Regions from separate parts of the Homo sapiens genome. Here region 1 is linked to region 2. Evidence: chromatin loops called from intact Hi-C (ENCODE). Cell type or tissue: endothelial cell of umbilical vein. All regions are shown on one strand. Links, peaks and the distances in the headings refer to the core of each region. The heading gives the core; the rest is flanking DNA.

Evidence for each region. Hi-C counts contacts between places; a loop is a spot of excess contacts. Peaks named below come from ENCODE experiments on the same cell type or tissue, not always from the same donor. Only the 100,000 strongest peaks of a DNase experiment are listed, where the experiment ranks them.
Region 1: it touches region 2 in a loop (5-fold over the local background); 12 of 110 quality-filtered maps call a loop at or near these places.

Annotation. Positions count from the first base shown.
Region 1 is chr1:179,597,567-179,614,604 of GRCh38, reverse strand. All of the region lies in intron 4 of TDRD5 (tudor domain containing 5), which reads right to left. Among named protein-coding and RNA genes, the nearest start is that of TDRD5, 14 kb to the right of the region's middle. RefSeq lists an enhancer at 15,815-15,874. In endothelial cell of umbilical vein, for the core only: no CTCF peak of the experiment used is centred there; no DNase peak of the experiment used is centred there; H3K27me3 peaks cover 341 bases.
Region 2 is chr1:179,243,115-179,260,152 of GRCh38, reverse strand. It overlaps the pseudogene COX5BP8. Among named protein-coding and RNA genes, the nearest start is that of ABL2, 22 kb to the right of the region's middle. RefSeq lists a silencer at 9,485-9,657. In endothelial cell of umbilical vein, for the core only: no CTCF peak of the experiment used is centred there; a DNase peak (open chromatin) is centred at 8,252.

The sequences.
Region 1 (17,038 bases), core at 5,783-13,782, 350 kb before region 2:
ATGTGAGTGTCAACTGAAACAATTCTTATGGATGACAACCTAGCCACATACAAGATAAGCCATAAAAGTAAACATTCCTTTCAATCAATGATGGCTCTTCTAGAAATTTATCCTGTGGAGTAACAGAGATGTGTGCATACTTGAGCAAGATTTTCATCATAAGGTTATTTTTAATAGCAAAAACTGAAAATAGAGCAAATGCCCAACTTAGGCTACAAGTCAAATTATGGCACATTCATATCATCATTTAAAATTATGGCACATTCACACCATCATTTAAAATCATGGCACATTGATACCATCATTTAAAATTATGTTGCATTAGAATATTTAGTAATGTGGCACATTCGCAATGCATAAGAGGAAAAAAAGCAGGTCACAAACTAAGAACCAGAATGATTTTAATTTTTTAAGTCAAATTTTCATGTGATAAGAGTACACAGGTGATCTTTATTTTCTTTTGTGCTTTTCTGTATTTCAAGTTTTCTGTAATCAATCTATATTACTTTTGTAATAAAAAAATTTAAAAACAGACACCTGGATAATTTAGAAACATTATCTAATGATGAAAGCACTTTGGAAAGAGGATGCACATGGCTAAAAGCAGAAAGAAACAGAAGTCACATCTCAGATGAATATACTTCAGACCTTTTGGCCATATGGGAAAACATTAATACATTTCTTACAAAGATCACAAAACTGGCACAGAAACATACAGCACCAATGCTTTCAGCTGCTTAAATATTTGTTAGGTATATGCTATAGTATAGATGTATCCCTCTCTACTCCCCACTCCCCAAATCCCTAAGTTGAAATCCTAACCCCCAAGGTGATAGTATTAGGAGGTGGAGCCTTTGGGAGCTGATTAGATCATGAGGGAAAGGCCCCCATGAATGGGATTAGTGCCCCTATTAGAGAGGCCTTGGCGAGATCCCTTGCCCCTTTTGCATTGTGGGGACACAATGAAAGACCTCTATCTATGAATGAGGAAGAAGGATCTCACTGGACACCTTATATGCCAGAGCCATGATCTTTGACTTCAAGATGTTGAAAAATCCATGCTTCCAAGAATGTTGAAAAATAAATATTTGTTGTTTACAAGCCACCCAGTTTGCGGTAGCTTGTTATAGCAGCCAGAACTAAGACCCTATAAATAGGATTATGTAGGGTCTGACTTATTTGACTAAAGCCAGGCAGTATGGAATTTGATTTGCCATACTAAATACTTCATCTGAACTTGTGGGAAAACAGCTACAGAAAAGCTACTCTAAGTTGGCCAGAGAATATAACCCCCAGAGAACTGCATTAATTAACCCACTGAATAGCTCCTTCTGATAATTGTTAATATATCCAATTATTTATGAAGGATACTCTTGAACTACAGTTGAGTCAGGTTATCAGGTGAAATAAAATGTTTCACCTCTTATATGCAATGCCAAGCAAAGCATCTAATTCATGTAAAAACTATCAATTGTTTAGGTGCAAATTAAAAGTTAGGTGCAAACTAAGACCACCCTGATTTCATTTAGATGAGAAGATATTTATTTATAAGTCCAAGTTTATCTACCTTAATCTCATGGTGAATGTTACAATAAGGTCTTGAATCTGTAAGACAGAGGGGGCAGGGAATAGGTAGAATGGGGTACTCTTTTTTTTTTTTTTTTTTTTTGAGACAAAGTCTCACTCTGTCACCCAGGCTGCAGTGCAATGGCACAGTCTCGGCTCACTGCAACCTCTGCCTCCTGGGTTCAAGAGATTCTCCTACCTCAGCCTCCTGAGTAGCTGGGACTACAGGCATGTGCCACCACACCCCAGCTAATTCTTGTATTTTTAGTAGACATGGGGTTTCACCATGTTGCCCAGGCTGGTCTTGAACTCCTGACCTCAAATGATCCACCCACCTCCGCCTCCCAAAGTGCTAGGATTACAGGCATGAGCCACTGCACCTGGCAGGATGATGTACTCTTAAATGGTATTAAGACTAGAGATCCTAGAAATGCCAGATCTCTGTTCCTTGACAAATTGCTACTCTTAAAGGTAAATACCTATTAATAGAAAGCAACGTAATCTGTGGTCTAGAACTACACACAATGCAGAAAATTCTGATGACCTGGGCTGGACACAGCATCTGAGGCTTCACCCACTAGAAAATATAGCTAAATTCATATGCTATTCACCCATTAAAATGTTCATTTCTCCTCTAAATTCCCTCTCAAGAAGTCAAAATAAAGAAAATTGAACGCCTTTCAAAAGAGGCTTTAAACTGTTCTAACACATTGCTTTGTGAAATAAAGCAATGGGCAGGGGTGGGATACAAAAGGCCAAGCCAGCCTGTTTCTCTTGCAAGAGGAAAGTGAAGACATTCTGATCCTCATTTTACAAAGGAAAAACTTTTTTTTCTTCATTTTAATAATATTTTCTTGTGACAAAAATGATGCATGTTCACTTTGGAAGAACAAAAGATACAGATGATCAAAAAGAAAAAAGTTTACACTTTAATTTTGTAATATATTTTTCTATGCACATAAAAACACAAACTTGTAGAGTTTTGAGGGAACACCTAACAAACTAATAGATCTACAGTTTTGAAGAAATGGAAAGTTGCACTTTTTGTAAATAGGATTATGTGAGGTCTGATAATTTTGTAGTGTTTGTCCTACCATAAATTAAAATACATAGTTTGGGAATTAGAACCCACACCCCCTCTCAGAACAAGATTTAAATTGTTCTGGTGGCAAAAACTTCAACTGGAAGTGAAATGTGGTTATTAGGCTGCATCTATGAGGAATTATTAGAGCTGCAAAACTCAGGATGAAACTCAAAGAAAAGATAGAAGAAAGTGTATCTGCATCTCTCTCACTCCTCAACTTGGAGCCATGCCATGAGCAAATGTCCTCAACTCTGCATTCGTTATTGCCTGGCTCTCACAGTTAAAAGGCAGAGTCTTCCTGCTAAATTCTATAGAGTGGGAAGTTTCTGAAAAAAGAAATATACATTATAATTAATTTTTTTTGGAACTTTTAGTCAGCACAATAAATTTAGAAAATGGAAATAAGAACTTTAAATACTGAAAAGGGCACAGCAAATCTACTGTTCATAAATGGTAGGGTAGTCTACTTGGAAAACCTATGGGAAAACTATTGAAACAACCAAGTTTGCTAAGGTAGTTTCAAAATAATATTTAATAGTCAATTTCTTTCTTTCTGAACCATGAACACTTAGAGTTCCAGTCTTAATGGCAAAAACAGTATCACAACTAGCCAGGCATGATGGCTCATACCTATAATCCCAGCACTTTGGGAGGCCGAGGCAGACATTCAAGGTCAGGAATTCGAGACCAACCTGGCCAACATGATGAAACCCCATCTCTACCAAAAAATACCAAAATTAGCCAAGTATGGTGGCAACCCCTGTAATTCCAGCTACTTGGATGGCTGAGGCAGCAGAATAGCTTGAACCCAGGAGGTTGCAGTGAGCTGAGATCACACCACTGCATTCCAGTCTGGGTGACAGAGCAAGGCTCCATCAAAAAAAAAAAAAGTATCACAACATACAATATCTAAGAATACAATTTCGAGAAATGTGCCAAACTCTAATAAAGAAAACTAAATATCTGCAATGAAAGGCATAAGATTAATACTTGAATAAATAGACAACTACAACATGTCAATGAATGAATACACTTAATGAAATGCATGAAGTCTCTTCAAAAATTTTAAACTTAATTCTAAGAAATCTCATTGAAATTTTGGAACTTACAAAAACAATTCTAAACTTTCAGGAAAAAAATAGAAAAAAAGTCTGAAAGGAGACTAACCAGGGGAGACCCGTCTTAAAAAACATTAAAATGAATTTAAAAGTAACTTAAAAGTAATAAAAATGGCTGACTAAAAAAAATCAACTTTGTCAGTAACCAAAAATGGATGTGAAACAATCAGACTCTATGTTTAGCTTTTTGATGAGAAAAAATTTTTGTACTTAACCATCTTTCAAGGATTGACATTTGAGTTAATAACCACACAGAATCCTAAGAGTTATATAATTAGAAAGTATGGAAAAAAAAGACACTACCACACTCTGAGTTGAAACATATATTGATACTTTTCTGGAGGTCAATTTAACAAAAGCCATTTTAAAAAATGAAGACTTTCTTTGATGAAAAGAATGAGAAATAACTGAACAATTCATGATAATCTTTCTGAATTTCAAAGAAAAAGAATTTGACAAGCATGCAGTTAGCCAGCTTACCTACAAAGGAAGAAAAACAGGCTGGTTTCAGGCTTCTTTGGCACAGGAAATGTCAAAAGAAATCAAAATAATCTAAAAATAGGAAAATTACTAAGAAAGCAACATAAATGAACACTCTTTCTTGGTAGTAAGACTATAACTCTTTTTAGGCTGAGTTTTCTGTATTAAGAATTACTTTCACCATTTAAAATAAAAGTTATGGCTCCCACTCTCCTGCCATAAATAACTAGAAAATTGGGAAAATGTATGAAACAACAATTTAGAGCTGTTGAATAACAATGCAGAACTGAGAGGTGAGCCTTGAACCCACCCCTCCTACACCCTGCCCACCTTACAGTCTGGAGAGCTTTCAGGATATGGTGTAGGAAGAAGTAACAGAAACAGCCTGGCAGTCTAGATGAATTGAGGAGACAGATTCTGAGATGATGAGGATGCTAAAATTTGCAGGATTGAATATGGAAAAGGAGGAGTGACACAGAAATAGCTCTAGAGATCTGCAGAGGAACTCCCTTAAGTTTCTAGATGAGTACTGATTTGCGCAAGTGGAGAGAAGTTCTTTGAGGCTGGAGAAACAAACAAGAAGCAACAGGCTGAACAATACTCCAAACTCACACAGGGCTAGGAACAGTAGGAGTACTTCGTAATACATTGAGTCAATCCTTAGAAAGGTAATGCTTCAGTGGTGGGGCTAAATTAGCCCTAGATTGAAGGCTGTTCTGGACCTGCAGGTCTTGGTCTGCTCAGGCTGCCATAACAAAATACCATAGACTGGGTGGCTTAAATGACAGAATTTTTCTTACAGTTCTGGAGGCTGGGAAGTCCAAGATTAAGGCATAGGTTGAACATCACAAATCCAAAAATCTGAAATTTGAAATGCTCCCAAATCCCAATCTTTCAATGCCAACACGATGCCACAAGTGGAAAATCCCATACCTGACTTTATGTGATGAGTCACAGTCAAAACACAGTCAAGACTTTGTTTCATGCACAAAATTATCTAAAATATTGTATAAAATTGCCTTCAGCTTATGTGTATAAGGTATATATGAAACATATATGAATTTCATATTTAGACTGGGATCCCATCTCCAAGATATCTCATTATGTACATGCAAATATTCAGATAAGGGATACTCAACCAAGCATTTCAGATAAGGGATATTTGACCTGTACTACCCAATTTGGTTCCTGGTGAGCACTCTCTTTGATGGCCACCTTCTTGCTGTGTACTTATATGGCCTTTTCTCAGGGTGTTCCCGTGGAGAGAGCAAACTCTCTAGTGTCTCTTCTTATAAGCTATTCATCCCATCATAAGGACCCCACCTTCATAACCTAATCTAACTTTAATTACTTCCTAAAGACCCCATCTCCTAATATCATCATATTGGAGGCTGGGGCTTAAATATATAAATATAGGGAGAACATAATTAAGTCTATAATACCCACTCTAATACAGCTTAAAAGAAAAACTCAAAATGATCAAATTGAGTCAAAGTAATTTATATGTAAAGCCCAACAATGAAATATTCACAATGGTCTAGCATCCAGTCAGAAGTTACCAGCCATGTGAAGTGGTAGAATATGATCATGTTAGGGAAAAAAATCAATAGGAAAAAAAAAACAGAAATGGCACAGATAATAAAACTAGACAAGCCCTCTAAAACAGTTATTACAAACCTTATACATATGCTTATGTCCATAAAGAAATTATTAACATAATGAATAGAAGAAATGAGTATATTAAAAAGACCCACGTGGAATACCTGAAGATTAAAAATGCAACATCTGAATGAAAAATAATCTGGATGGAATTAGGTTACATTCTGGAGAAAAGATTAACCAGTTTGAAGACAGCAATTGAAACTATATAAAATGAAGCACACAGTGGGGAAAAAAGAGAATTGTAATGAAAGAGTGTCAGTGACCTGCAAGAAAATAACAAGCAGTCTAAAATAGATGTGATTGTACTCCAAAAGAGGAGAGAAAAATATTTGAAGACAAAATTTCTAGATTTCATGAAAATTATAAACCCACATACAAGAAGCTCAATGATATAAGAAGCTCAATGAATCTCATGCAGAAAAAAAATAAAGAAAAGTACAACAAGGGATACTACAATCAAACTGTGGAAAACCAAACAAAGAGAAAATCCTGAAAGCATCAGAGGGAAAAAACACATTATGTACAGAACAAAGATAAGAATTATTACAGACATTGTCAGAAACTACGAAGACAAAAAAATGGAATAACATCTCTGAAGCACTAAAAGGGGGCAAAAACTATCACACCAGATAGAATTCTATACCTGGAAAAATAATATTTCAAAATGAAAATGACAAATAGACTTTTTCAGATGAATAAAAGCTAAGAATATACACCACTAGCAGATTTATCTTACAGGATATGTTAAAATTTTCCAAGCAGAAAGAAAATTATACTGGAGAGAAATTTAAACAGAAAGAATTGGAGAGCATCAGAAATAAGTGTAAGTAAACAAGTTTTTTTCATTTTTAATCTCTTAAAATTTGACTTTTATGTTTTTAATATTTTAGTATTAAAATAAATATTTCTATTTACCTTAAACATTTTCTAAGCAAAAATAACAATGTATTAAGAGGTATATAAAATGAGAACTAAAATGTATCACAATAAGAGCACAAAGGATGGAAGAGGGGAAATGTAAATTTACTGTCCCGAGGTTCTTACATTTTATATGAAATGTTATAATATTATATGCAGGTCAATTGTGATAAGTTAAAAATATAGGTTGAAAACCCTAAGGCATCCACTAAAAATATAAAACAGAAAAATATAGATAATAAAAAAGATAAAGTGGAATCCTAAAAAAAACACTTAACCAGGTACAAGGCAAAGAGTGTTCCCTCCCACTGCTTTGCAACATCTTGCTGGAGTCCTAGCAAATGCAGTAAGTCAAGAAAAGGAAATGAAACAAACAGACTGGGAAGGAAGAAATAAAACTGTCCTTTATTCACAGATCACATCATCTATGTAGAAAATAGGACAGAATTTTTTAAAAACTCCTGGAACTAATTAGCAATTATAGCAAGGTTGCAGGATGCAAGGTTAATGTACAAAAGTCAATCATTTTCCTATATTCCAGTAATAAGTGAAATTTGAAATTTAAAAAATACTATTTACATTAGCACTCCCCCAAATATAATACTTAAGTATAAATCTAAAAAAATATGTACAAGATCTGTATGAGGAATACTACAAAACTCTGATGAAAGATATCAAAGAAGAAATAAACGGATAATTATTCCATGTTCATGGATAGAAAAACTCAATATTGTCCAGATGTTAGCTCTTCCCAACTTGATTTATAGATTCTATTCAATCCCAAACAAAATCTCAGCAAGTAATTTTGTGAATATCAACAAACTGATTCTGAAGTTTATATAGGAGGCAAAAGATCCAGAATAGCCAACAAAATATTGAAGAATAAAGCCAGAGGATTGACACTACCCAACTTCAAGACTTATTGAAAAAGCTACAGTAACCAAATAGTGTGGTACTGGTGAAAGAACAAATAGACCAGTGGAACAGACTAGAGAACCTAGACATAGACTCACATAAATACAGTGAACTGATCTTTGATAAAGGAGCAAAAGCAACCAATGAATCAAACATAGTCTTTTCACAAATGGTACTAGAATTGAACATCCACTTGCAAAAAAACCCACAAAAACGACCCCACACACACATATCTAGACCTTACACCCTTCACAAACATTAACTTAAAATGGATCATAGACCTAAATGTGAAATTCAAAACTATAAAACTCTTTGAAGATAACATAAGATAACACTAGCTGACTTTGGATAAGGCGATGAGTTTCTAGAAACAACACCAAAGGCACAATACATGAAAGAAATAATTGATTGCCTGGTCTTAAGATTAAAAACTACTTCTCTGTAAGACAAGTCAAAAGATTGAGAAATAAGCCACAGAATAGAAGAAAATATTTGCAAGACACATCTGATAAAAGACTATTATTAAAAACAAAACAAAACAAAGAACTCTTAAAACTCAGCAATAAGAAACAATCCAATTTTTAAAAAATGGGCAAAATACCTGAACAGACCTCTCACTAAAGAAGATATACCAGATGGCAAGTAAGCATATGAAAAGATGTTCAATATCATGTCATGAGGGGATTTCAAATTAAAACAGCAATAAAATATCACTATACAGTATTAGAATGGCCAAAATCTAAAACACTAGCAACACCAAATGCTGACCAGCAATGGGGAACAACAGAAACATTCACTCATCACTGGTGAGAATGCAAAATGGTACCACCACTTTGGAAGGCAGTTTAGCAGTTTCCTATAAAAACAAACATATCTTTATCTGACAATTTAGCAACTGTACTCCTTAGTATTTACCCAAATGAATTGAAAACTGCTATCCACACAAAAAACCCACACACGTTTATAGCAACTTTATGAGGAAACAAGCAAGACGTCCTTCAGTACAAGTGGATAAACTGTGGTACCAGACAATGGAATATTACTCAGTGCCAAGAAGAAATGCATTATAAAGCCATGAAAAGACATAAAGGAACCTTAAATGCATATTACTAAGTGAAAGAACCCAATCTGAAAGGCTACATGCTGTAGAAGTCCAACTATATGACTCTCTGGAAAAAGCAAAACTATAGTGACAGTAAAAAGATCAGTGGTTACCATGGGATTAAGAGACGAGACAGATGAACAGGCGCAAGCACAGAGGACTTTTAGGGGAGTGCAACTATTCAGTATGACACTACAATAGTGGATATATGTCATTACATATTTGTCAAAACCTGCAGAATGTACAACACCAAGAGCAAACCCTCCTACCCCCCACCTCCTCCTGAACAGGTGCTGGTATTCACGGCTGAGAGACCTCATTGTTGCAAGATGAATGCAACAAATAGCAGGATTAATGCAATAGTACCTCACATCTCAAAACTAACATCGAATGCAAATGGCCTAAATGCTCCACTTAAAAGATACAGAACTGCAGAATGGATAAGAATTCCACAACCAACTATCTGCTGCCTTCAGGAGACTCACCTAACACATAAGGACTCACATAACTTAAAGTAAAGGGGTGGAAAAGGCATTTCATGCAAATGGACACCAAAAGCAAGCAAGGGTAAGTATTCTTATATCAGACAAAACAAACTTTAAAGCAACAGCAGTTAAAAGAGACAAAGAGGGACATTATATAATGGTAAAGGGCCTTGTCCAACAGGAAAATATCACAATCCTAAACATATATGCACCTAACACTGGAGCTCCCAAATTTATAAAACAATTACTAATAGACCTAAGAAATGAGATAGACAGCAACACAATAATAGTGGAGGACCTCAATACTCCACTGACAGCAGTAGACAGGTCATCAAGACAGAAAGTTAAAGACACAATGGATTTAAACTATACCTAGGAACAAATGGACTTAACAGATATATACAGAACATTTCATCCAACAACTGCAGAATACACATTTTATTTAACAGGGCATGGAACTTTCTCCAAGATAGACCATATAATAGGCCATAAAACGAGCCTCAATACATTTAAGAAAATTGAAATTATATCAAGCACTTTTTCAGACAACAGAGGAATAAAACTGGAAATCAACTCCAAAAGGAACCTTAAAAACCATGCAAATACATGGAAAATTACCTGCTCCTGAATGATCATTGGGTCAAAAATGAAATCAAGATGGAAATTAAAAAATTCTTCAAACTCAATGACAATAATGACACGGTCTATCAAAAACTCTGGGATACAGCAAAGGTGGTGCTAAGAGGAAACTTCATAGCCCTAAACGCCTACATCAAAAAGGCTGAAAGAGCACAAACTGACATTCTAAGGTCATACCTCAAGGAACTAGAGAAACAAAAACAAACCAAACCCAAACCCAGCAGAAGAAAGGAAATAACCAAGATCAGAGCAGAACTAAATGAAATTAACAACAACAAAAAAATACAAAAGATACATGAAGCAAAAAGCTGGTTCTTTGAAAAGATAAATAAAATTAATAGACCATTAGAAAAATAAACCAAGAAGAGAAGAGAGAAAATCCAAATAACCTCATCAAGAAATGAAACAGGAGATATTATAACTGACACCACTGAGATACAAAAGATTATTCAAGGCTACTACAAACACCTTTATGCACATAAACTAGAAAACCTAGAAGACATGGATAAATTCCTGGAAAAATACAACCTGCCTAGCTTAAGTCAGGAAGAATTGGATACCCTGAACAGCCAATAATAAACAGTGAAATTGAAATGGTAATTTAAAAATTACCAACAAAAAAAAGTCCAGGAGAAGACAGATTCACAGCAGAATTCTAATAGACATTCAAAGAAGAATTGGTACCAATCCTTTTGACACTATTCCACAAGCTAGAGAAAGAGGGAAGCCTCCCTAATTCATTCTATAAAACCAGCATCACCCTAATACCAAAATCATGAAAGGACATAACAAAAAAAGAAAACTACAGATCGATATCCCTGATAAACATAGATGCTAAAATCCTTAACAAAAATACTAGCTAACCAAATGCAACAACATATCAAAAAGATAATCCACCATGATCAAGTGAGTTTCATACCAGGGAGGCAGGGATGGTTTAACATATGCAAGTCAATAAATGTGATACACCACATAAACAGAATTAAAAACAAAAATCACATGATCAACTCAATAGATGCAGAAAAAGCATTCAACAAAATCCAGCATTGCTTTATGATTAAAACTCTCAGCAAAATCGGTACACAAGGGACATAGCTCAATGTAATAAAAGCCATCTATGACAAACCCACAGCCAACATAATACTGGATGGGTAAAGTTGAAAGCATTCCCTCTGAGAGCTGGAAGATGACAAAGATGCCCACTCTCACCACTCCTCTTCAACATAGTACTGAAAGTCCTAGCCAGAGCAATCAGACAAGAAAAATAAATAAAGGACATCCAAATCAGTAAAGAGAAAGTCAAATTGTCATTGTTTGCTGACAATATGATCATTTACCTTGAAAACCCTAAAGACTCCTCCAGAAAGATCCTAGAGCTGATAAAAGAGTTAAGCAAAGTTTCCAGATACAAGATTAATGTACACAAATCAGTAGCCCTTCTATACACCAAAAGTGACCAAGCGGAGAGTCAAATCAAGAACTCAACCCCTTCACAATAGCTGCAAAAATAACAAAATACTTAGGAATATACCTAACCGAGGAGGCAAAAGACCTCTACAAGGAAAACTACAAAACACTGCTGAAAGAAATTATAGATGAAACAAACAAATGGAAACACATCCCATGCTCATGGATGGATAGAATCAATATTGTGAAAATGACCATACTGCCAAAAGCAACCTACAAATTCAACGGAATCCCCATCATAATATCACTATCATTCTTCACAGAATTAGAAAAAACAATTCTAAAATTCATATGGAACCAAAAAAGAGCCCGCATAGCCAAAGCAAGACTAAGCAAAAAGAACAAATCTGGAAGCATAACACTACCTTATTTCAAACTATACTATAAGGCTATAGTCAACAAAAAAGCATGCTACTGGTATAAAAATAAGCACATAGACCAATGGAACAGAATAGAGAACCCAGAAATAAACCCAAATACTTACAGCCAACTGATCTTTGACAAAACAAACAAAAATATAAAGTGGGGAAAGGACACCCTTTTAAACAAATGGTGCTGGGATAATTGGCTAGCCGCATGTAGGAGAATGAAACTGGATCCTCATCTCTCACCTTACACAAAAATCAACTCAAGATGGATTAAGGACTTAAACCTAAGACCTGAAACTATAAAAATTCTAGAAGATAACATTGGAAAAACCCTTCTAGACATTGGCTTAGGCAAGGATTTCATGACCAAAAACCCATCAGTAAGAAAAAAAACAAGCAATCCCATCAAGAAGTGGGCTAAGGACATGAATTGACAATTCTCAAAAGAAGATATACAAATGGCCAACAAACATATGAAGAAATGCTCAACATCACTAATGATCAGGGAAATGCAAATCAAAACCACAATGAGATACTACCTTACTCCTGCAAGAATGGCCATCATCAAAAAATCAAAAAACAGATGTTGGCATGAATGCGGTTAACAGGGAACACTTCTATGCTGCTGGTGGGAATGTAAACTAGTATAGCTGCTAAGGAAAACACTGTGGAGATTCCTTAAAGAACTAAAAGTAGGCCAGGTACGGTGGCTTATGCCTGTAATCCCAGCACTTTGGGAGGCCGAGGTGGGTGGACTGCCTGAGCTCAGGAGTTCACAACCAGCCTGGACAACATGGTGAAACCCCATATCTACTAAAATACAAAAAATTACCTGGGCGTGATGGCGTGTGCCTGTAGTCCCAGCTACTCGGGAGGCTGAGACAGGAGAACTGCTTGAACCCAGGAGATGGAGGCTGCAGTGAGCCAAGATTGTGCCACTGCACTCCAGCCTGGGCGACAGAGCAAGACTCCATCTCAAAAGGAACTGAAAGTAGAACTACCAGTTGATCCAGCAATCCCACTACTGGGTATCTACCCAGAGGAATCATTATACGAAAAAGATACTTGCAGATGCACATTTATAGCAGCACAAATTGCAATTGCAAAATCATGGAACCAACCCAAATGCCCATCAATCAACAAGTGAATAAAGAAACTATGGTATCTATATACAATGGAATACTACTCAGCCATAAAAAAGGAATGAATCAGTGGCATTTGCTGTGACCTTGATGAGACTGGAGACTATTATTCTGAGTGAAGTAACTCAGGAATGGAAAACTAAACATCATGTTTTCACTGATATGTGGGAACTAAGCTATGAGGACGCCTAGGCATAAGAATGATACAAAGACTTTGGGGACATGAGGGGAAGGGTAGGAAGGGGGTGAGGGATAAAAGACTACAAATAGGGTGCAGTGTATACTGCTTGGGTGATGGGGGCACCAAAATATCACAAATTACCACTAAAGAATTTACTCATGTAACCAAATACCACCTGTACCTCAACCACCTGTGGAAAATAATAAAACAAACAAACAAAAACCCAAAAAACAAAATAGCCAAACCATAAACCAACTGAACTAAAAGGTAAAATAGACAAATCTATAATTATGTTTGAAAATTTCAATACTCCTCCCTCAGTAGTTCATTAAAAAAGTTAAAAAGAAATCAATGACATAACTGACTTAATTGACATTTATAGAATATTATACTCAAATATAGCAAAATACATATTCTTTTGAAGTGAATTATGAAACATTTACCTAGATAAACATATTCTGAGCCATATGAGTCTCAATAAATATATAAGGAATGAAATCTATGTTGTTGGACCACAATGAAATTCGAACAGAAACATCTCTGAAAAAAATCCCCAAATATTTGGATATTAAACAACACACTTCTAAATAATCCATGATACAAAGAAAAAACCAAAAGGGAGATTAGTAAATTTTGACCTGAAAATGAGTTTTCCTATCAAATTTGAATTTCATATCAAAGTTTGGGAGATGTAGCTATAGCAATACTTAGAAGAAATTTATAACCTTAAATGTTTACATTAAAAAGGGAGCAAAATCAATGACCAAACTTCTACCTTAAGAGCAAAGAGGAAATTAACCCAAAGTAAACAGAAGTTACAAAACAATGAGAACAGAAATCAATGAAATAAAAAGTGGAAAAATAAAAAAAATTATCAAAACTAAAAACTTGTTCTTTGAAAAATACAGCCATGCATCTTTTAACAATGGGGATACATTCTGAGAAATGCATTATTAGGTGATTTCATTGTTGTACAAACATAGAATGTACGTAACACAGACCTAGATGGTATAACCTTACTACACACCTAGGATATATGGTACAGCTTATTGCTCCTAGGCTACAAACCTGTACAGCATGTTACTGTACTGAATACTATAGGTAACTGTAACACAGTAGCATTTGTGTATCTAAACACAAGAGGTACAGTAAAAATACAGTATAAAAGATAAAATGGCACATCTGTATAAAGTACTTACCATAAATGGAGCTTGCAGGGTTGTACGTTGCTCTGGGTGAGTGGGTGGTGAATGTGTAGGCCTAGGACATTATTGTACACTACTGTAGACTTTATAAACATCATACACTTAGGCTATACTAAATTTATCTTGTCATGTGGTAAGGTGTTCAGGGACAATAATATGCATGGAGCTGTCATCACCTATGATAACAATGCCTTCCTTCTGGAATACTTCCTGAAGGAAATGCCTGAAGCTGTTTTACAATTAATTTTTTTAGTAAGGAGTGCACTCTAAAATAATGGTACAAAGTACAGTAAAAACACAAACCCATAACATGGTTGTTGATTGTCATTATCAACTATTATGTATTGTACATAATTGTGCTATATATATGACTGTCACCACAAATGTAAGTGTTGCATTGCACTATGTTGTTACAACAGCTACATCACCACCAGGTGGCAGGAATTTTCCAGTTCTGTTATAATTTTGTGGAACTACTGTTGCACATGCAGTCTTGTTGACACAAGTGTCATTATGTGGTGCATGACTGTGTATAAGTGAATAAATCTTTAGTGAGACTGATATGTGTATGAGAGAGATAGAGACAGATAAAGAGCAAGCATCACAGACCCTAAAGACCTTAAAATGTTACTGGGAGAACATTATGAACAACTTTATTTCAATAAATTTGACAACCTAGATGAAATGGACAGCACCTCGAAAGACAAGGTACCAAGGCTCATTTAAAAAAAAAAAAAGAAAGCATAAAATACAAAATAGCCCTATATCTGTTAAAGAAACTGAATTTGTTGTTTAAAACCTTTCTGCAAAGAAAGCTCCAATTTGGTTCACTGATAAATCCTATGAAATATTTAAGAAAAACAAATACCAATGCTACACAAACTCTTTCAGAATAAAGAGGTGGAAAAAAACTTCCCAACTCCTTTCACAAGAGGCCTGTATTAAAATGATTCCAAAACCAGATAAAAGCATTACAAGAAAACTACAGAATATATCTTATAAACATAAATGCAAAACCCTTAAAATATTAGCAAACTGAAGGTAGCAACATATAAAAAGGATACTATATGATGACCAAGCAGGATTCATCCAGAAATATAAGGTTGGCTGAATATAAAACCAAGAAAAGAAATTTTTAAAAAACAAAAGTCCTATAATAATTTCAATGTATGGAGAAAGAACATGACAAAATTCAACATACATTCAGGAAAAAAATTCTGAGAAACTAGGAATAGGAGGGAATTTTCTCAACCTGATAAAAGGCATCTAAAAAGCTACAGTTAATATCATAATTATGAAAGACTGAATATTTTCCCCATATAGTTAGGAACAAGTCAAGATTTTCCACTCTCACATTTATATAATATTATATAATACTAGAGAGCCTACACTGTGTGGTAAGGGTTGGAGGAAAGGCAGATAGATTGAAAAGGAGGAAGTAAAACTGTCTTTACTCTCAGATGGCATGACGGTCTATGCAGAAAATCCAAACTCTACAAAATAGCTGCTAGAATGATTTGAATTACAGAACTGAGTTTATCAAGTACCATGACTCAAGGTCACAGGATACAAGGTCAACATACCCAAAAAAAAAAAAACCAATTGATTTTCTATTAGCAATGATTAGAAATTTTAAATACCATTTATAATAGCTAAAAAATATGAAAGGTGTAAAGGATAAGTTTAACAAAATATGCGCAAGCTTTATGCATTGAAAACTATAAAACATTGCTGAGAGAATGTAAAGACCTAAATAAATGAAGATATACCATGCTTTTGAATCAGCAGACTTGATACTGTTAAGATGTCATTTTCCCCCCAAACATATCTATAGATCCAATGTGATTCTAATGAAGATCACAATCTTATTTATTTCTGGCAGAAACTGACAAGTTGATTTGTATCAAATTAAATGTATCTGCAAATGCAAACCTAGAATATCCAAAGCACTTTTGAAAAATAACAAAGTTGCAAGACTTAACTACAGTCATGGGCTGCATTATGACTTATGGTCAACAATAGACCACCTGTATGATGGTGGTCCCACAAGATTATAATACTGTATTTTTTCTGTACCTTTTCTATGTTTAGATACACAAATACCCCGTTGTGTTACAACTGCCTACAGCATTCAGTCCAATAACATGCTATAATGGTTTGTAGCCTATGAGCAATAGGCTATACCATATAGCCTAGGTGTGTAGTAGGCTATATACCACCTAGGTTTATGTAACTGCATTCTATGATGATCATACAATGATAAAATCACCTAACAACACACTTCTCAGATCATATCCCTGTCATTGACACAGGACTATATATGACAAAGATATTATAAAGCTACAGGAATAAAGATAGTACAGTATTGGCAAAAACAGAAATGTAGATAAATGGACCTGAACAGAGTCTCAAAATAGAACTACACATGTGTGAGGTGAATGGAGGTGCCAAATTAATAAGGAATAACTGTCTATATGCAGAAAACTTTGATCCATGCCTGGTACCTTAGGCAAATCTGGCTTGAAATGGATAATATACCTAAATATAAGAACTGAAAACATAAAACTTCAAGAAAAACGTAGGAGAAAAACTTGTAACTTCGATTAAAATCCATTAGATAGGCAAGAATAAAAGAAAAATATGGGCCAGGCGTGGTGGCTCACATCTGCAATCCCAGCACTTTGGGAAGCTGAGGCAGGCAGATCC
Region 2 (17,038 bases), core at 4,156-12,155:
CTGACAAAACATTCTTTAGTGTCAGTATTAGACTCAACACTTGCATGGATGAATCACAAACGTTTCCCATAATAGCAAATAAAATCATAAAATCAAAGAGATTACCTAATACAAACTTGCATTTGACAGATGAAACAAATTTTTATGTTCTTGTATACTTGATGTCCTGCCATTAATGAAATAAGTAGGATAAAAAAAACAAAATATACAGAAACCATAAGAAAGAAAAAGAAGTACGAGCCCAGGCAAATAGCCCAGTTTTGCATTTCATGTTTATTATATCCCTATAATTGTTATCATCCTATAAATTTTCAGATAATTTTGTAACCATTTAATGCAAAGACTTCTTTTTTTTTTTTTTTTGAGACTAAGTCTCACTCTGTCACCCAGCCCCAAGACTGTTTTCTTTTTTTCTGAAATTTAGCTTCAGCTGAGCTGAAACTTAAAGCTAAATTTGCTACCCAGAACTCAATAGTGACTCACTATAGTTAAGGAGAGTATAAATAAAGAAAATAATCATAGGCACCTGCAGGTGCTAAGACAATTAAGAGAAACTATAAATATTATTCACATTGAAATTCATCAGCAACTCAATACAGATGCATGTATTGTTTCTTAAGAAATCACAAAGTAGGCCGGGCATGATGGCCCACACCTGTAATCCCAGCACTCTGGGAGGCGGAGGCAGGTAGATCACCTGAGGTCAGGAGTTCGAGACCAGCCTGGCCAACAGTGAAACCCCATCTCTACTAAAAATACAAAAATTAGCCAGGCACGGTGGTGCATGCCTGTAATCCCAGCTACTCGGGAGGCCGAGAGGGGAGAATCGCTTAAAGCCGGGAGGCGGAGGTTGCAGTGAGCCAAGGTCGCCCCACTGCACCTCAGCCTGGGCAACAAGAGTGAAACTCTGTCGGAAAGAAAGAAGGAAGGAAGGAAGGAAGGAAGAAAGGAAGGAAGGGTGGGCATGAAGTATATAGAATGAGCCAATGTTCAATAAACAGTAGAAAAGAACAGATCTAAGGGAAATTTGCTGTGTTTAAAATTTATACTTTCTTTTTTGCCTCATAAAGGATGAAAATCACTTCTTTTTTCTCTTTTATATATCCTCCCTTTAATTAGTGTTCAGATAGTGTGTATAGTGCTGAGAGTCCTACACTTCAGACACAGAATTCAAATGGAGAAGAAAAATGCAAAGTTCTTGCCAATTTCTAGATGAAGTTTCAGCAGTTTTACTTTTTAGGTACAGTGAAAATGGTTGAAGTTGGCTCAGGGATATATGTTATGCTGATTAAAGACTTACTAGATTTATGATAAAGAATTTCCTTGAATAATTTAAAAGAAAAAGATGCTAATTTCTAGAGATTATTTTATATTTAGTTGATCAAAGCTCTATGTAGCAAAATAATTCGCACTCTCCAACTGTGGCAGATTGTTATCATAATAACTCCTAAAGTATTATGAGTCTCATGAGTCCTCATTTTCATGGTCCATGACATTGCCTCTCCTTCCATCAAAAGGTAGACTCTATTACCCTATGGCCTAGAATCTGGACAGGCCTTGTGATTTGCTTTGACCAATAGGATGTGGCAGAATGATGTTGTGTGAGCACTGGAGCCTGAGCCTGAAGATTCTTGGCAGCTTCTGCCTTTGCTGTTTTGGAACAAAGGTGCCATGTAAAGAAGTTTAAACTGGCTGCTGCTTGCTGAATGATGAGAACCCACATGGAGAGAAAAATCTCAGCCTTGCAATTATCCCCATCAAAGTCAAGGAACAATGAGCCATGATCATGATCTTTAGATTGCATTTTTTTGCTAAATGTGAAATAAATATATTATATAATACACGTGTAAATAGAATAGGTTTTCCCCCGAGATCTTAGAAGAGAATGCCTATAGTATGTTAATAAGCCTTGGTATCATACTATAAAAAGAGCAGGAGGTAAAGGCTAACCATGTTGCATCATTATTTAAAATCCTGACCCGGCACACAACGGCTCACATCGGTAATCCCACAGCACTTAGGAGGACTGAGGTGGGAAGAATACTTTGAGCCCAGGAGTTCAAGATCAAGCTGGGCAACAAAGTGAGACCCCTGTCTCTACAAAAACAAAAGCAAAAATTAGCCAGGCATGGTTGCGTGCAACTATAGTTCCAACTACTCAGGATGCTAAGGTGGGAGGATCCTGATACACAATGAAGTTTGAGAACCACTGAGCTAAGAAAACAGCTATTGTTAGCTAATGAAATACTCAAGTGGGCAGCCCCAAAAGTTGATCAGTCCACTCTTGCTATTATTTATTTATTTATTTATTTATTTTTGAGACAGAGTTTTGCTCTTCTTGCCCAAGCTGGAGTGCAATGGCGCGATCTTGGCTGACTGCAGCCTCCACCTCCTGGGTCAAATGATTCTCCTGCCTCAACCTCCTGAGTAGCTGGGATGACAGGAGCGTGCCACCATGCCCGGCTAATTTTTTTGTATTTTTAGTAGAAACGGGGTTTCACCATGTTAGCCAGGCTGGTCTTAAACTCCTGACCTCAGGTGATCCGCCCACCTCGGCCTCCCAAAGTGCTGGGATTACTATTCTGGCTGGATATCGAGATAGTGGGCAGTTTCCTTGCCCCCTAGGGAAGGCTTGCCTAGCATGAGGCTACCCTGTGCAACCTCACAACAATTATAGAAACTCTATCCTATAAGACTGTGATGCTCTTACTTGCCTCAAAGTCTTCCCAGACTCATTAGCCAATACTGTGCTTGACAATCACTTGGCTTTTGATTACCTCTTGGCAGAACAAGGTGGGATATGTGTAGTCACTAACTCTTCCTGTTGTGCTTTGGTAAATAATTCAACATTAATAGAAAAAGACATTAAATTTATCTATGACCAGGTCAAGTGGTTGCACCAATTTACGAAAAGGGCACAAATGCTCAGGGAATATGGGAGATCATAAAATAGGCCATCCCTAATCTCACCTGGTTTTTACCCTTCCTGGGCTCTTTAGCTGCCATCCTACTTCTCTTGATTCTGGGCCCTGTCTCTCAAACTGTCTGGTCTCTTTTGTGTCTAAGTAAATTGAAGACGGCAGGGCGTGGTGGCTCACGCCTGTAATCCCACCACTTTGGGAGGCTGAGGCAGGTGAATCACTTGAGGTCAGGAGTTTGAGACCGGCCTGGGCAACATGGTGAAACCCTGTCTCTACTAAAAATACAAAAATTAGCTGGGCGTGGTGGCACACACCTGTAATCCCAGCTGCTGGGGAGGCTGAGGCAGGAGAATCACTTGAACCCAGGAGGCGGTGGTTGCAGTGAGCTGAGATCGCTCCACTGCACTCCAGTCTGGGCAACAGAGTGAGACTCTGTCTCAAAAAAAAAAAAATAAATAAATAAAATAAATAAATAAATAAAGTGAATTGAAGCCATACAGGGATATAAACAGCTAGATTTGCACCCAGGAGATAACCAGACCTATCTAAGACTAGTTAGGAAAAAATTTCACTAATCTAATAGGCCCCATGTAAACACCCAAACTCAGCTTGAAGAAGCTGTAGAAGACAGACCTTCATTCCACAGCACTCCTCAAGAATGAGGACTGAGGCCAGACACAATGGCTCACACCTGTAATCCCAGCATTTTGGGAGGCTGAGGCAGGCAGATCACTTGAGCTCGGGGTTCGAGACCAGCCTGGGGAACATGATGAGACCCCCCCCCCACCACCACCATCTCTACAAAAAAAATACAAAAATTAGCTGGGTGTAGTGACATGTACCTGTGGTCCCAGCTATCCTGCAGGATGAGGTGGGAGAATCGCTTGAGCCCAGGAGGTTGAGGCTGCAGTGAGCTATGATCATGCCATTGCACTCCAGCCTGGGTGACAGAGCAAGACCCTGTTTCAAAGAAAAAAAAAAGAGAAAGAATGAGGAGTGAATGTACAGAAAAAGGGAGATTTGTGTTTTTTGTTTTTTTGTTGTTGTTTTTGGGAGAAGAGGCCAATGCAAGTCTTTATTGGAAAGAAAAGACTTTATAGCACATTTGAGTAACTTAACACAGAGGCTCCATGGGCCCCCTGATGGGGCAGGTTCCACAGTTAGGATATCACTGGCTCTTGCCTTTGTGTAGCCAAAACTAGATGATGGCACTGTTGTCCTCTTCATAGATATAGCCCACTATTCACTTATTGGTGATGGTGGGGACCAAATTAGGGTTCCCTGTGACTGAAGCTGCCTTTGGGGGTATTATACTGTATGGGTCCAGTCCCTTCCGTGCAGCCATCATGAGCTCCCTCTCCAACCCAGCCGCCTTCTTGTCATCAGTAAGAACACCACCTCCAGATGCCATGGAGTACACCATGGCCACTCCATTGGAATTGCGGGCCCTCAGGGCCTGTGTGGCCAGCGCTCTGGTCTGCAAAGCATCTTGAAGCCATCACACCTGTGACAAGCAGTAGCACTGGGAGATTTGTCACCTGGTATAACATGTAGGTGACATAGGTGAATTCCTACTGTATCCAAACTCTTGTTTATCTTTAAGAAACAGGATGCCTGCAATTAAAAGTTCCCTTTGTAACCAGACTAACTGAGACTGGTTAGAACCAAGATAGCCAACCAAATGACTTCAAGAAGACCTCAGGCTTCATTATAATCTCACTTCCATGCTAAATGACACTCCCACTAGTGCCATGACAGTTGACAATTGCCAAGACAGTGACCAGAAGAAGCCATAAAAGCACAAAAAAGAAGGCAGCACTATGGTTCTGGGAAGCCCACCACCCATTTCCAGAAAAAATGTGAGTATTTCTCCCCTTGCTTTTAAAGTCCAACCCCATTATTAGAGAAGCCCTAAATTTTAGTCCCCTCACCTTTCACTTATTGAGACATTGATTAGTGAGCCAGGCTCCCACTTCTGGATTCCATGGCCATTGAATAAAGCCTGCACTGGTTGACACTCACTTTTAGTTTTGTATATTGACTTCATGACACCAAATAGTAAAGTACCACATCTTTATAGGGACCAGCTTTGTTGTTCATAAAACTGGCAACCCAGATGGGACACTGGACTAGATTAGGGAAGGCCTATTTGGGAAGGCCCTTTGCCTCACCGCAGACCTGGCAACAGGCACCTGACAGCTGGAACCAGCTTTGTCAGTAACATTGTGAAGATTAAATGTAGACATAAACTCTTAGGACAGTACATGGCACAGGATAGGAATAGTCTGATTTTTTAATTAATTTATTTATTTTTTGAGATGGAGTCTCACTCTGTCACCAAGGCTGGAGTGCAATAGTGTGATCTCGGCTGGGGCAGGCTCAAGTAGGCTGCCTCAGCCTCCCGAGTAGCTGAGATTACAGATGTGCACTGCCACGCCTGGCTAATTTTTGTATTTTTAGTAGAGATGGGGTTTCACCATGTTGGCCAGGCTGGTCTCAAACTCCTGACCTCAGGCAATCCGCCCACCTCGGCCTCCCAAAGTGCTGGGATTATAGGTGTGAGCCACCATGCCCAGCTGAATAGTCTGAATTTTAGCCATTATTAGAGATCTGGGGAACTCTTTTTTCCTTTATGTGTAGAGGAGTTGGCCTACTGAGGAACTCTACCACCAATCAGTCTGTGCTATGACTGAGTTTCTGGAGTCAGTCTACCTCTAAATGTGTTCATGGACATAGAGTAGCAAGCATGGCTTCATGTATCCCTATACAAAGTGTTTTCATTTCATTTCCTATTGCTGCTGCAATGAATTCTGGAGGCTCTAGGGGAGAGCCTGTTTTCTTGCCTTTTCCATCTTCTGTAGGCGGCCTGCATTCCTTGGCTTGTAACCCTGCTTTATTCCAGGCCTCTGTTTCCATCGTCATACCTCCTCTTCTTATTCTCAATATCCTGTCCCTCCCCTTATAAGATTCATGTGATTGCCGGGCACGGTGAATCATGCCTGTAATCCTAGCACTTTGGGAGGCCAAGGCGGGCAGACTGAGCTCAGGAGTTCGAGACCAGCCTGGGCAACATGGTGAAACCCCATCTCTACTAAAATACAAAAAAAATTAGCCAGGAGTGGTGGCGTGCGCCTGTAGTCCCAGCTACTCGGGAGGGTGAGACAGGAGAAGTGCTTGAACCTGGGAGGCAGAGGTTGCAGTGAGCTGAGATTGCACCACCGCCCTCCAGTCTGGGTGACAGAATGAGACACTGTTTCAAAAAAAAAAAAAGATTCATGTGATTACTTTGGGCCCATTGGCTAATGCAGGATTATCGCCCCATCTCAAGATCCTTAATTTAGTCACATCTACAAAATCCATTTGACCATGTAAGATAACATATTCTCAGGTTCTAGAGATTAGAAGGTGGGCATCTTTGATGAGGAAGTGTCAGTTTATGCTTACCACACTGGACAAGGAGTTTATCTCGGTTGTGGTGGACACATTTCTCTGAATCATACAGAGGTCATGTTAGCCACTTTCTCACGGATGGCTCTTTTCCCGAAGAATAACAGTGGGAAAGAAAAATGCCAGCCTTTGAAAAGACAGAGAGACAGAGGAGTATACCATTTTTCTTATGTGAGTGAAGAAATGGTGATAGGAATGGTTACTTTCTGAAAATATGCAAGGACTATCTAAAACCCTGGAATGTTAAGGGCTTGATGACATAGAAGTCATAGTAGCAACTCCAGCCTCAGCTGGAAGTAGGCTGAAGTAGGCTGCATGGCCTCTTTACACTTTCGCATATGCTTCCAGATCCCACATGTCAGTGACAAATGATCGTGTTATATAGCAAAACACGTAAGAACACAAGCTCTGGAGTCAGCCAAGACCCACATCCTTGCTCCGCTAGCTCTGCTATTTACTAATTGGGTGACCTTGGATGACCTGCTTAACTTCTCTAGACTAAGTTTTCTTGACTGTAAAATGGGGATAATGAGAGGTCACAGGTTTGTTATTAGGATTACATGAGATAATGTATGCAAAGTGCTTAGCATAGTGTCTGACACAGTAATTACTATTCAGTAAATTATTATTATTATTATAACTGGAATAAATATGAGGAAAGATAAAGTAGAACTGCACCATCTAACACAACAACATATTCTATAATCCCCTATAAATCTCCCCCCAAAGTCCCACTCATCATAGAAACTACTCTCCTAAATTGCTCTTCTTTGTCTCTTTGGAAACTCCTATCCTTTCTGGGTCTCTTCTTCTCACTTTTGGAATAATTTCTGTCAGACATCTTCTGTATGGCTTCTCATTTAGGCTCATTCCATTCTGTTTCTCTGCCCATTTAACTAATGAGTATAACAAAGGCACAATATTGAGTCATATAGATATCCCTTTAAAAGAGCTGAAAGTGGCAGAAACAAGTCTGTGAATACTTACCCTGGTCTCTTTTTGTCCTATCAACTTCTGTTTTTTTGTTTTGTTTTGTTTTGTTTTTGAGACACAGTTTCACTCTGTCGCCCAGGCTAGAGTGCAGTGGCACGATCTATCTCGGCTCACTGCAACCTCTGCTTCCTGGGCTCCAGTGATTTTCCTGCCTCAGCCTCCGAGTAGCTGGGATTACAGGCTCCCGCCACTGTGCCCGGCTAATTTTTGTATTTTTAGTACAGATGGGGTTTCACCATGTTGGCCAGGCTGGTCTCGAACTCCTGACCTCAGGTGATCTGCCCGCCTTGGCCTCCCAAAGTGTTGGGATTACAGGTGTGAGCCACCATGGCTGGCCATTTCTTTCTGTGTTGTTGTTGTTGCTGTTTTGTTTTGTTTTGTTTTTTCCGAGATGGAGGCTCACTTTGTCACCCAGGCTGGAGTGCAGTTTGTGCAATCTCGGCTTACTGCAACCTCTGCCTCCTGGGTTCAAGTGATTCTAGTGCCTCAGCCTCCCAAGTAGCTGGGGTTACAGGCATGCGCCACCACGCCCAGTTAATTTTTATATTTTTAGTAGAGACATGGTTTCACCACATTGGCCAGGCTGATCTCGAGCTCCAGTTCTCAAGTGATCTGCCCACCTCGGCCTCCCAAAATGCTGGGATTACAGGACAGTCAACCTCATTTTTTATCCTCATGCTCTTCCAGCTTACAACCTTGTTCAGGTGTGCCAAATGTTTGGAGAACCATATAAATTGAGCTTATTTATATTCAGTTTGGAATTCTGAAGCATTTATTAAACTCTTTCATCTATGTTGACTGGGGAACAATGCATCTGCTCAATAGTGACTGCTCTGGAAAAGTCCTTGTTAAGCTACTAGCTGCAGGTTTCTTCTATCCAAGGAGGACATCTAGAGGCTAACTGTGATGTGTAGCCTTTCCAGGAATGCTTTCCAAATTGTTTTCTTCACAGATCCAATCATAAATCATAAATCACATACCCAGTAAGTCTAACTAGAATAAATATTAAAGTATAGCTTATCTTAAGGGAAGAAACAGACCTAATGACGTTACATTTATTTTCCAGGCACAGTAGAAGTACATTAAGGGTACAGAAGAACTTTTAAATGTGATGAGTTGGGAGAAGAGCCATAAAGACAATTTGGGGGCTGGGCGCACTGGCTTATGCCTGTAATCCCAATACTTTGGGAGGCGGAGGCAGGTGGATCACTTGAGATCAGGAGTTCGAGACCAGCCCAGCCAACATGGTGAAACCCCCCTCTCTACTAAAAATACAATAATTAGCTGGGCATGGTGGTAGGCGCCTGTAATCCTGGCTATGTGGGAGGCTGAAGCAGATGAATGGCTTGAATCCAGGAGGTGGACGTTGCAGTGAGCTGAGATGGAGCCACTGCACTTCAGCCTGGTCAACAAGAGCAAAACTCCATCTCAAAAAAAAAAAAAAAAGGATTTGGGACAGGTGAAGAAATTTGAGCATGTTGGTTGATGTGACTGAGTTAATATTGATTTTCTTAAGTGTGTTAGGACCCTGTGCTTCTGCAGGACAGTATTCCTGTTCTTGGGAGATTCAAGCTGGGATATTTAAGAATAATGTAGGAAGACATCTGCAACCTACTTTCAAATGTTTTAACAAAAAGGAGATGTGTGTATACATATGTAGAGAGACAAAGCAGGTGTGGCAAGAGGTCATCAGTTGGTAAATCTAAGTGGGGAGAAATGTGAGTATTCATTACACTTTTCTACAACTTTACGTTTTTTCCAAATGAAAAAAGTTAGAACAGGCTGGGAATGATGGCTCATGCCTATAATCCCAGCACTTTGGGAGGCCGAGGCCCGTGGGTCACCTGAGGTCAGGAATTCAAGACCAGCCTGGCCAACATGGTGAAACCCTGTCTCTACTAAAAATACAAAAATTAGCCGAGCATGGTGGTGGGCACCTGTAATCCCAGCTATGTGGGAGGCTGAGGCAGGAGAATGGCTTGAACCCCAGAGGCGGAGGTTGCAGTGAGCCGATATCATGCCACTGCACTCCAGCTTGGGCGAGTGAGTGAGACTCCATCTAAAAAAAAAAATCAGAACATAAAAGCAATGAGCAAAGTCACTTAAAATATTACCTGAATTTGTATCTCCACCGTTGTGACATCTCTTATGCTGTGTTTTGTTCCTGTGTTGAAATTGGACTTTTTTTTTTTTTTTTTTTTGTGATGGAGTCTCACTGTGTCACCTAGGCTGGAGTGCGGTGGCACGATCTCAGCTCACTGCAACCTCCACCTCCCAGGTTCAAGCGATTCTCTTGCCTCAGCCTCCTGAGTAGCTGGGATTACAGATGCATGCCACCACACCCAATTGATTGATTGACTGATTAATTTTATTTATTTATTTATTTTTGAGATGGAGTTTTGCTCTTGTTGCCCAGGCTGGAGTGCAATGGCATGATCTCGGCTGACTGAAACCTCTGCCTCCTGGGTTCAAGTGATTCTCCTGCCTCAGCCTCCCGAGTAGCTGGGATTACAGGTGTGCACCACTATGCCCGGTTAATTTTGTATTTTTAGTAGGGACAGGGTTTCTCCATGTTGGTCAGGCTGGTCTGGAACTCCCAACCTCAGGTAATTCGCCCGCCTCAGCCTCCCAATATTTTTTTATTTTTAAAGATGGAGTCTAGGCCGGGCGCGGTGGCTCGCGCCTGTAATCCCAGCACTTTGGGAGGCTGAGGTGGGCGGATCACCTGAGGCCGGGAGTTCACGACCAGCCTGATCAACATGGAGAAACCCCATCTCTACTAAAAATACAAAATTAGCCAGGGGTGGTGGCACATGCCTGTAATCCCAGCTACTCGGGAGGCTGAGGCAGGAGAATTGCTTGAACCCAGGAGGCGGAAGTTGCGGTGAGCTGAGATCACGCCATTGCACTCCAGCCTGGGCAACAAGAGTGAAACTTTGTCTCAAAAAAAAAAAAAAAAAAAAAAGATGGAGTCTTGCTCTGTGGCCCAAGCTAGAGTGCAGTGGCGTGATCTCAGTTCACTGCAACCTCTGCCTACCTGGTTCAAGCAATCCTCCTGCCTCAGCCTCCCGAGTAGCTGGGATTATAGGCACCTGCCACCATGCCTGAATAATTTTTGTATTTTTAGTACAGGCAGGGTTTCACCACGTTGACCAGGCTGGTCTCAAACTCCTGATCTTGTGATCCGCCTGCCTCGGCCTCCCGAATTGCTGGGATTACAGGCATGAGCCACCGCGCCCAGCTGAAATTGGAGTTCTTATGTCTTCCAATCTCACTGTATTGTAATCACTCACATAGTTATTCTGTGCTCCTTGTATCACTCAGCATACAGCAAACACTCACAAATATTTGCTAATGCTAGAAAAAAAAAGTGATAGAAAACTTCACAGCTCCCCACTGTGCCATGCTCCCTCTGGTCTTCCTTAGGGCGGGGAGAATGCTTCCTTCCTCTGTTTCCCCTTCCTCCAGATTCCCACGTTGGGGGAAGCCTTCCTGGCCCTGCTTCTGTGCTCTTAGGTCATTTCCCCTTCTTTAGCACTCATTGCACAGTATATTCTAATTGTCAATTTTCTTTACTGGATTCTCCAACCACACTACAGTTTCCTTGAGGAGAAGGGAATTTTGTCTGCCTTTTTTACAGCTGTTACCTTAGTCCCTGATACAGCAGCTGGCACACAGTAAGAGCTTAATACTTAGTGAATGAATGGCCAATGCTAGGGTGACCAATGTTTTAAAGAGCCAAACTGGCTGGGCATGGTGGCTCATGCCTGTAATCCCAGCACTTTGGGAGGCTGAGGCAGGTGGATCACCTGAGGTTGGGAGTTCGAGACAAGCCTGACCAACATGGAGAAACCCCGTCTCTACTAAAAATACAAAATTAGCAGGGCGTGGTGGCGCATGCCTATAATCCCAACTACTCAGGAGGCTGAGGCAGGAGAATCGCTTTAACCCGGGAGGTGGAGGTTGCGGTGAGCTGAGATCACGCCATTGCCTGGGCGGAGCAAAACTCCGTCTCAAAAAAAAAAAGAGACAAACTGGAATACAGCCATACTAGAAACTCCCCCAAATACATGTATAGCTATACACATATATGTTGTTAATTTAGCATAAAATATGAACACAGTGTTTATTTGATATCAAAGGTGTTTTGATTATTATGGTAAAACAATTTCTTAGAAAGAAGTTCAAAGTCCTCCTTTTCAGGAGGGACTCTTTATTGAGTTAATCTTTATATTATTATTATTATTTTTGAGACAGGGTCTCACTCTGTTGCTCTGGCTGGAGTGCAGTGGCACGATCATAGCTCACTGCAGCCTTGACCTGCTGGGCTTAAGCAATCCTCCCACCTCAGCCTCCCAAGCAGGGAGTATAAGCATGAGCCACCACACTCAGCTAATTTAAAAACATTTTTTGTAGAGATGGAGTCTCATTATGTTAGCCAGGCTGGACTTGAACTCTTGAGATCAAGTGTTCCTCCCGCCTCGGCCTCGCAAAGTGCTGGGATTACAGGTGTGAGCCACCGTGCCCAGCCAATCTTTGTATTCTTTATTACAGTTTTATACTCACTTCCCATTTAATACTCTTTTCTTTTCCTTCCTTCCTTCCTTCCCTTCTCTCTCTCTTCCTTCCTTCTTTCCTCCCCTCTCTCTCTTCCTTTCTTCCCTCCCTTTCTTTCCTTCCTTCCTTCCTTCCTACCTTCCTTCCTTCCTTCCTCCCTCTCTCTCTTTCCTTTTTCTTTCTTTCTTTCTTTGACAGGGTCTCATTCTGTCACCCAGGATGGAGTACAGTGGCGCGATCTCGGCCCACTGCAACAATCTCGGCCTGCTGCAGCCTCAACTTCCCGAGCTCAGGCCATCCTCCTGCCTCAACACTCCCCACCCGACTACCCCTCTGTCCCCGAGTAGCTGGGATTACAAGGGAGCACCACCACGCCTGGCTAATTTTTATATTTTTTTGTAGAGACGGGTTTTTGCTATGTTGCCCAGGCTGTAATACTTTTTTCTGATCAACTTATTACATATACATATACATATAAACATTATATATATATGTATTGTATATAGATATACTTTGTTTATTTTTACTTTTTCAAATTCTATTTCTAACCCATTGCTCCAATAAAGGGAACCTACTAAGTTTATGGATCTTTACTTATAGCTAGCCATTCTAACTTGTTGTATTAATTCTAAAGCTCTTTAGTTGAGCATCCCAGATTTTCTATATACATAGTCATAGCGGCTGGGCATGGTGGCTCACGTCTGTAATCCCAGCACTTTGAGAGGCCGAGGTGGGCGGATTGCCTGAGGCCTGGAGTTTGAGACCAGCCTGGTCAACCGGGAGAAACCCTGATTCTACTAAAAATACAAAATTAGCTGGGCGTGGTGGCACATGCCTGTAATCCCAGCTACTCAGGAGGCTGAGACAGGAGAATCGCTTGAATCCGGGAGGCAGAGGTTGCTATGAGCCGAGATCACACCACTGCACTCCAGCCTGGGGAACAAAAGCAAAACTCTGTCTCAGAAAAAAATGAATAATGGCCTTCAAATTAATGCATGCATACCTTCGGGTTACACAAAGACTTTGCCAATGCTATATCAACAGGAAAGCTTTAACAGTCTCCAGATACTTAGGTTGTGTGTGTTCTTTTTCCTAAAGCTGGTGACCACGTGTCTCTCTCCCTCATACTTGAAAGGCACTTTTTGGTAATGATACTCAGGATTGTAATTAAATTTTCCAATAGTATTCTAGTTATCTAACCAAAGTATCATTTTACAGTGCAAGAAACTCAGTCCCAGTGAGATTTTCTGATGCTTCAAGGGTCATACAGTTCCATGTTACCTTCCTCTAATTTAGTAGAAAAATTTATGCCAGGCTGGCACAGTGGCTCAAGCCTGTAATCCCAGCACTTTGGGAGGCTGAGGTGGGCGGATCATCTGAGGTCAAAAGTTTGATACCAGACTGGCCAACGTGGAAAAACCCCGTTTCTACTAAAAATACAAAAATTAGCCGGGCATGGTGGCACATGCCTGTAATCCCAGCTACTCAGGAGGCTGAGGCAGGAGAGCACTTGAACCCAGGAGATGGAGGTTGCAGTGAGCCAAGATTGTGCCACTGCACTCCAGCCTGGGCAACAGAGCGAGACTCTGACTCAAAAAAAAAAAAAAAAAAAGAAAAGAAAAAAGAAAAATTTATACCAATTATGGGTTCAGAAATTATTTTAATGATTCTAATTTTTAAATGGTGATTGTATCAAGAAACTAAAGTTTATTATTAGCATTCAGTAGGCCCTTTTTTCCTGCTGCCTAACTTGCCTAACATCTTAGGATTACTTATTTCTCCATCAGTTTCTTCCATTTCTATCATATAGTCCTATATAAGAGATTCCTATATATTAACTTAGGTTATTATACTTATTAATTCAGGAAATAATTTTGAAACTGATGGTCAATATTCTCATCTTAAATTTTACAGGTAAATCTTGTTTTGAACCTTTCAGCTGTATTTCAAGTGGGAGTCTTACAGGTGTAGAAGATAGAAGATGAAAGGTGTTTTATGACGTAGGCTCCAAAATCAGAGTCAATTCTGCCATATTCATTGGTCAAAGCAAACCACAGGACCAGTCCAGATTCAAGGAAAAGAGAAACAGACTATACACTCTGAAGCACATTGGATATCATCATAAGTTAAACCTCTCTTTCTCAGGGGAAATGATTTTAAAGCACAGAGGTAATTTGAACCCGTGAAATTGAAGTTGAATTGCAAATAAATTACAGTTTTATTTTATTTTATTTTATTTTATTTTATTTTATTTTATTTTATTTTATTTTATTTTATTTTATGAGACAGGGTCTTACTCTGTCCCCAGGCTGGAGTGCAGTAGTCCAATCACAGCTCACTGCAGCCCCAACCTCCTGGGCTCAGATGATCCTCTCACCTCAGCCTCCCAGGTAGCTGGGACTACAGGCACACACCACCATACCCGGCTAACTTTTTGGATTTTTTATGGAGATAGGGTTTCACCATGTTGCCCAGGCTGGTCTTGAACTCCTGGGCTCAAGTGATCTGCCTGCCTCAGCCTCTCAAAGTGCTGAGATTACAGGTGTGAGCCACTGCACACAGCCCAAGTTACAGTTTTAGTACTGAAATTGAAAGTCTTGTTTAACTTGGCTATCCTTTCCTGGTGACACTTTTTTCTTTTTTCTTTTGAGACGGAGTTTCACTCTGTCACTCAGGCTGGAGTGCAGTGGCACAATCTTGGCTCACTGCAACCTCTGCCTCCTGGGTTCAAGTGATAGTCTCCTGAGTCAGCCTCTCAGGTAGCTGAGATTACAGGTGCTCAACACCACATCTGGCTAATTTTTTGTATTTTCAGTAGAGATGGGGTTTCACCATGTTGGTCAGGCTGGTCTCGAGCTCCTGACCTCAATTGATCCACCTGCCTCAGCCTCCCAAAATGCTGGGATTACAGGTGTGAGCCACTGTGCCCGACCTCTTTTTTTTTTTTTTTTAAGTTCTGAAGGGGGCTTATTTCTAAAAAAAATGAGTCTTTTTTTTCCATTGTGATTTTTTGTTGCAACCTACATGTAACAGTGAGCAACTCGGGGTGTTCCATTCATACCCTTCCCCGCTTTAAGGCTACTTAGGCCTCTTTAAAGATCATCAAATAGTTTTGGAGAAATGGCACATAAATTTCTGTTTTACTGTAATCCTTTTCTCCATTCTCATCTTCAGAATAATTTGCAAGTTAGAAATGAACATTCTTCTCATCCTATACTTTGAAAATATGATGTTATGGCAAGTCAATATTTTCTATGGCAGGCATCAATGATAGTCATCTTATAGGCACATGTCTAAATAGGCTACCTTCTTCCATTTCTGTCAAAAGTCTCATTGAGTGTTTCTACATGTCTTAAGAAAATTGAAAACTCACCAAAAACTTTTATTATTGTCTTAGCCTGTTTGAGCTGCTATAAAAAGATGCCTTAGACTGGGGTAATTTATAAACAACATGGGCCGGGCACGGTGGCTCACGCCTGTAATCCCAGCACTTTGGGAGGCCGAGGCGGGCGGATCACGAGGTCAGGAGATCGAGACCATCCTGACTAACACGGTGAAACCCCGTCTCTACTAAAAAATATACAAAAAAGTAGCCGGGCGTGGTGGCGGGCGCCTATAGTCCCAGCTACTCCGGAGGCTGAGGCAGGAGAATGGCATGAACCTGGGAGGCGGAGCTTGCAGCAAGCTGAGATTGCACCACTGCACTCCAGCCTGGGTGACAGAGTGAGACTCTGTCTTAAAAGTAAAAAATAAAATAAAATAAAATAAAGAACAGGGCCAGGAGTGGTGGCTTACGCCTGTGATCCTAGCACTTTGGGAGGCCAAGGTGGGCGGATCACCTGAGGTCAGGGATTTGAGACCAGTGTGGCCAACATGGTGAAACCCCATTTCTACTAAAAATACAAAAATTAGTCAGGTGTAGTGACGGGCGCCTGTAGTCTCAGCTACTTGGGAGGTTGAGGCAGGAGAATCACTTGAACCTAGGAGGTGGAAGTAGCAGTGAGCCGAGATTGCGCCGCTGCACTCCAGCCTGGGCGACAGAGTGAAACTTTGTCTCAAAAAAATAAAAATAAATAAATAAATAAACAGCAGGTATTTACTGCTCCCAGCTCTGGAGACTAGGAAGTCCAAGATCGTGGGGCCAGTAGATTTAGTGTCTGATGAGGGCTCACTCTTGGCTTCATAGATGGCATCTTCTTGTTGTGTCCTCATGTCGCAGAAGAATCCAGCAGCTTACTCAGGCCCTTTATAAGGTGTTAATCACATTAATGAGGGCTAGTCTTCATGACCTAATCATCCCCTAAAAGCACCACCTCTTAATACTATTGCACTGGGGATTAGGTTTCAACATAGGAATTTTGGAGGACACAAACATTCAGGGCACAAGTAAACAAATCATACATTGTCTTCGTCCATATTGTACTGCTGTAACAGGATACCACAGACTGGGTAATTTATAATAAACAGAAACTTATAGACTCACAGTTCTAGAGTCTGGGAAGTTCAAGATCAAGCAGCCAGCATGTTCCGAGGGCCTTCTTGCTGCTTTGTCTCATGGCAGAAGGTGGAAGGGCAAGGAGTAAGAGTGAGAGAGCAACAGGGTGTCGAACTTGGTTTTATAACAAACCCACTCTTGATAACTAACCCACTCTCACAATAATGACAATAATTACCTCCTATTAGGCCCTATCTCTCAACACTGTAGCACTGGGGATTAAGTTTACAACACATAAGCTTTAGGGGACACATTCAAATCATAGCATTCTGCCCCTGGCCCCCCAAATTCATATTTTTCTCACAATACAAAATACATTCATTCCATCCCAATAGTCCCCAATGTCTAACTTTTTCCAGCATCAACTCAAAAATCCAAAGTCCAGAGTCTCACCTAAATCACATGTGAGTGGGACTCAAGGCAAGATTCATCCTGAGGTAAATTCCTCTCCCACTGTGAGCCTGTAAAATTAAAAAACTAAGTGTTTTCAAAATACAATGATGGGACAGGCATAGAATAGACATTCCCATTCCAAATTGGAGAAATGGGCAAGAAGAAAGGGCTAACTGGTCCCAAGTAAGTCCAGAATCCAACAGGGAAAACAACATTAATTATGAAAGCTAGG